Linked DNA regions of Homo sapiens: region 1 is linked to region 2. The links are chromatin loops, found by intact Hi-C in ENCODE. Cell type or tissue: heart right ventricle. All regions are shown on one strand. Region 1 overlaps LOC124903398 (a long non-coding RNA gene). Region 2 overlaps AKT1 (AKT serine/threonine kinase 1).

What was found. Hi-C counts contacts between places; a loop is a spot of excess contacts. Peaks named below come from ENCODE experiments on the same cell type or tissue, not always from the same donor. Only the 100,000 strongest peaks of a DNase experiment are listed, where the experiment ranks them.
Region 1: it touches region 2 in a loop (4-fold over the local background); 16 of 110 quality-filtered maps call a loop at or near these places.

The regions. Positions count from the first base shown.
Region 1 is chr14:105,044,526-105,047,025 of GRCh38, forward strand. All of the region lies in intron 1 of LOC124903398 (a long non-coding RNA gene), which reads left to right. Among named protein-coding and RNA genes, the nearest start is that of GPR132, 20 kb to the right of the region's middle. RefSeq lists a silencer at 1,166-1,425. In heart right ventricle, no CTCF peak of the experiment used is centred here; a DNase peak (open chromatin) is centred at 1,416; H3K27me3 peaks cover 422 bases.
Region 2 is chr14:104,767,434-104,769,933 of GRCh38, forward strand. It overlaps AKT1 (AKT serine/threonine kinase 1), which reads right to left. Exons shown (of 15, transcript NM_001382430.1): 15 at 1,916-2,500. It overlaps LOC102723342 (a long non-coding RNA gene), which reads left to right. Exons shown (of 3, transcript XR_429419.5): 2 at 431-574; 3 at 959-1,983. Among named protein-coding and RNA genes, the nearest start is that of SIVA1, 16 kb to the left of the region's middle. RefSeq lists enhancers at 114-664, 665-1,216, 1,119-1,413. In heart right ventricle, CTCF peaks have their summits at 1,248 (motif pointing right) and 1,452; a DNase peak (open chromatin) is centred at 1,248; H3K27ac peaks cover 825 bases.

The sequences.
Region 1 (2,500 bases), 280 kb after region 2:
CATTTTGTGACACAGAATGAAAGTCCTCACCAGGGCCATGCCCTTGAACTTCTCAGCTTGTAGAACTGTGAGCTAAGTAAACCTCTTTTTTTTCTGATAAATTATGCAGTCTCAAGTAATCTTTTATAGCAAGACAAAATGGACGGAGACCCGCACATACACACATGAGAGAGAAGGGTAAGCCTGACCTCATAGTGGAAACCTCAAATTCTCTCCCCAGAAACGGTGTAATAATTGCTTATTCATTAATGAATGCAAAATGCTTACTAATTAACTTTTCAGTGGGGAATGGCGGCAGACACCATCATACCCAAGCGATGAGGGTTATCATCACCAGCGATGGCCAGATTGGCCCCGTGGGCCTCCGGTAGGTTGCTGTAAGAGGAAAGTCTCACTTCTGAGGGGTTCCTCCTGGAAATGAAGAAGCCACAGGAAACAGGCAAGGCTAGAGCGAGGGCCATCCCACAAAGACCCATAAGACCCACAAAGACTCACTGAGACAGCGGGGAAATTGGCAGGGGCTCTGCGGAGTCGATGGGGACATTGGATCAGTGGTGGCTTCCTGATTTTTCAAGGTTCACTGCAATTACTTGGGAGAGAGTTCGTTTATTTCCAAAATACTCTCTGAGCTGTTTAGGGGAGCAAGCCTGGAGTCTGCAGCTTATTCTCAAATGCCATATAAGCAGGAGCGAGAGAAGGAATAGCGGGGCAATGTTCACAGATGGCGAATCTGCAGGACAGGAATATCCGGGTCTCTTTGCACGGTGTTTGCCACCTTCTGTAAATTGGGATTTTTTTTTTTTTTTTTTTTTTTTTTGAGACGGAGTCTCACTGCAACCTCTGACTTCCTGGTTCAAGCGATTCTCCTGCCTCAGCCTCCCGAGTAGCTGGGATTACAGGCACACGCCACCACGCCCAGCTAATTTTTTTTTGTATTTTTAGTAGAGACGGTGTTTCACCATGTTGGCCAGGATGGTCTCGAACTCCTGACCTCGTGATCTGCCCGCCTCGGTCTCCCAAAGTGCTGGGATTACAGGCGTGAGCCACTGCGCCCAGCCCCAAAATTGGGAATTATTTCAAAATAAAAAGCTGGATAAATGCATACACACAAGGCAGTATCGCGTATTTTCCACGAGTGCCTGTGCAGGCAGGTAAGGATTTAGGAAAGGTCTGGAAGGATGTGCAAAATGTTCCGCCTGCGAAGGTTCCGCGGTGGCGGGGACACTGCTCCGGCTCCGCTCCCGCCCGCCCGAGCGCTCGGATGGGGCCGCCTCTGCACTGCGTGGCCACAGGCGCGGCCCGGCTGCCCACGGGCGCCCTTTGCAGCTGCTGCCCCCTGGCGGCCGCGGGCGGCTACTAGCGGGAAAGCGAAACCCGCCCGGTCCATTCAAGCCCCGCTGCCTGGCGCCCTCTAGGGTCGTTCTTGGGAACGGGCGGACCTTTCGTCAACACTTTGCCTGCAAGATCCCCCATTGGGGGAACCGAGGAGGAAGTTAAAGGAAGATGTGTGTTTTTGAGCGCTGCTTTGTGCCAGGCTCATCTTAGGTGTGGGACGTGTACTATCTGAATTAATACCCCACCAGGCCTGTGGGACAGTCACTGTCACCATTCGCAAATTATGGATGAAGAAAGGAGGTACCAAGTGGTGGTATCACCTGTCCATAGTGAGCTGTCCCTCAGGAGGGTGGCCGCCCCACGCGACCATTCAGTGTGCTCTCATTCACACGTTCATTACCCAAGAGCACTGCTAGCACTGGGGGCTGGCTCACTCCTGCGATCCCAGCACCTTGGGAGGCCAAGGCAGGCAGATTGCTTGAGGCCAGGAGTTCAAGACCAATCTGAGCAACAGTGAGACCCTGTCCCTATAAAAAATGTAAAAATTAGCTGGGCAGCTGGGCATGGTGGCACATGCCTGTGATGCCAGCTACTCAGGAGGCTGAGGTGTGAGGATCGCTTGAACCCAGGAGGCAGAGGCTGCAGTGAGCTGAGATTGCACCACTGCACTCAACTCCAGCCTGGGTGACAAAGCAAGACCCTGTCTCAAAAAAAAAAAAAAAAAAAGGATGGATGTGGTGGCCTATGCCTGTAATCCCTCCCAGCACTCTGGGAGGCTGAGGCAGGCAGATTGCTTGAGTCCAGAAGTTCAAGACCAGCCTGGGCAATGTGGTGAAACCCTGTCCCTAACAAAAAAAAAACCAGCTGGGTGTGGTGGTGCACGCCTGTGGTCCCAGCTATTCAGGGGACCAGGAGGTGGAGGCTGCCGTGAGCTGAGATCATGCCACGGCACTTCAGCCTGGGTGACAGAGCAAGACTCTGTCTCAAAAGAAAAAAAAAGTCCTCCATATGTGGTCCCCCCTCATGCTGTCTCTTCCAGGCATGTCCTCCCACATGCCAGGAGGCTGCAGGGCCACCAGGATGTGACCTCCTTGGGCTGTGCTCCCCTGCCCCAACTCCAGGCAGTAGGATCCCAGAATTCCCAACAAAACTCTCCCTGCCTCCC
Region 2 (2,500 bases):
TGACACAGGAAGGAGAGCTTCCTCTTGGTTGGCGTATTCCTGTTACAACCTCTCCAGACAGCCCTCGCTGTTCGGCAGGCCCTGTTGGGGCTGCAGGATCCTGGCCCTCTCCACCCGCTCTGGCCTCGCTGGCCAGGACTGGACTGCCCCTTGCAAGGGCACCTGCACCTCCTGGAGTTTCCTCTCTGAGATGTGCATCTCCTTGCACATCTCACCCCTCACTGACACCCTCCACCCCACTCCTGGGATGCTGCCTCCTGCTGTAGATGGTTCTGTCTGGGGCTGCTAGGAGGGTCGGGAAATTCTCAGAGGGTCTCCATTTCTGCGTTCATTTTGTTAGGTCCTCAGCCACTTGTAACGGGGACATAACACAGGGTCATGTCTGTATTAATGCCAATGACGTTGAAGCCTCTCTCTCTCTGGACTATAGAACTATCCCTAAGAGGCCAGGTGTGGTGGCTCACACCTTATAATCCCAACGTTTTGGGAGGACAAGGCAGGAGGATCACTTGAGGCCCGGAGTTCAAGACCGGCCTGAACAACATAGCGAGACCCTATCTCTACCATAAAAAAGGTAAGAAATGGCCCTAAGGCAATCCTATATTGTCAGAGGGGGCCGTGCTGGGAGAAGCAGCCCATGCTTCTCAGCCGGGCTGTCTGGGAGATGCTGCGTCTGCCTGACCATTTCCATACCTTGGTTACTTTCAGCAATGCTTTGCTCAAAGTTTGTGGATATTGGAAGGGCATTGCTGTATTTTTTGGTTTCTAAGAGTCACATTATTGATAGATCTGAAATCCAGATGCCTCTCACCCTCGGAACATCATTTACTGTGTCATGTTTCGTGTATTTCCCGAAAAGCGGTATCAGTTTTGCGGCCTGTTAGAACTGAAGCAATAAGGGATCACCCAGAGGAGAGCTTCGGGCTGCTCCAGATGTGGCTGTTCTTGGCTCCCACAGACCCAGAACATCCTCGCCAGCCTGTGCTCCCTATGGGGCACCCCCTCCAGTGGAAGTGAGGGCAGCCACGCACCCCTGGGAATGCCTTAGAGAGGGGCCAATTGCCATCGCCAGGGGCCTGACTCTGCAACCATCCACACCTACGGGGAGTCCATTTGAGAGATGAGGAAGCTGAAGCTCCAGGCCCCTGGCTCGTGCTGGTCACCCAACCACCCGGAACCTGGTCGCCAACCCGCTGTCAGTTGCTCGGCAGTGGACTCCTCTCCTGGCTCAGGGCGCGGTTCCGGCAGGCGTCCACCAGGTGGCAGCACCGGCACATTCTGCAGGCTGTTCCGGCTCAGAGCTCGATGTAGTGCTCTGGGGTAACCTGGGCCCCAGCCTGTCCCCTCCCGCCCCCTGCAGCCCCTCCTCCCACCGCCTGCAGCCCCTCCTCCCGCTCTGTCCAGCTTCGAACAGGCCACTCAGGCCTCCCAGCCTTACTTCCACCGTGGCCCAGGCCATGACCTTGGCCCCAACTCTGGGCCCTGCCCTATCTGTCCTTCCTGGTGGTCTGTCTCATTCACTGCCCTACCCAGGGGAACAGCACCTGGGGCTGGGGGGCAGATGGCCACGTGGTCCAATGGTCTCCTTCATGGCTGGGGTGAAGCTGGGTGGGGTCAAGGGAAGAAGAGGTGGATCCCAACGGGGGCAGGGCCAGCCAGGGCCTCCCATCTCCCCTCAGGCCAGGCCTCTGGAGATGGGGGTGGAACACCTTCCATGGGAGGCTGCCCCTGGGAACAGGCCTGTATACTCCCGCCTCGGCCCACCACACAGCCTGTCCCCAAACCTGTTGGGGTGGCGGTGCCCACCAGGAGGAGCTGGGGAGGACCAGCTGCTCTGAGGATGCTGCTTCCCTCCCAGGACTCCCCACTCCCTCCCTGGCCACCCACTCTTCCACCCAGCAAAGTGAGCCAAAAATTTGAAAAGCAACTTTTATTGAAGAATTTGGAGGGAAGGTTCCATATTATATTATAATAGTAAAAATACTAAAGTTGAATGTTGTAAAAAAACGCCGTGGTGCAGCGGCAGCGGCAGCGTCTGGCCAGGAGGCGTGGAGGGGCCCAGGGATGGCCACCCCCACAGGGAGTCAGGGAGGGCCTGGGGCGACAGCGGAAAGGTTAAGCGTCGAAAAGGTCAAGTGCTACCGTGGAGAGATCATCTGAGGGGGAGGCTCCCGGTGGGACAGTCACCAAGAACTGTGACACAGAAGGGGAAGGGGGAGGGCTTTCCTGTCACAAAGATTAAAAACCCCCAAAATGCATTTGAACAACATAATACACAATAACAAATTTAAACCTTGCTCCTCTGTCCCACTGGGTAAACCCTGGCCCATCCCCCATCCCTGGTCCCATCCCAGGGGCCCAGCCTCCGATGACGTCCTCAGAGACACGGCCTTAGTGCTGGGGGGCTGCTGTGTGCCTGCCACCCCCAGGAGAGGGTGCTGGCCAGCATACCATAGTGAGGTTGCATCTGGTGCCACCAGGTTGAACTGAGGCCCAGGGC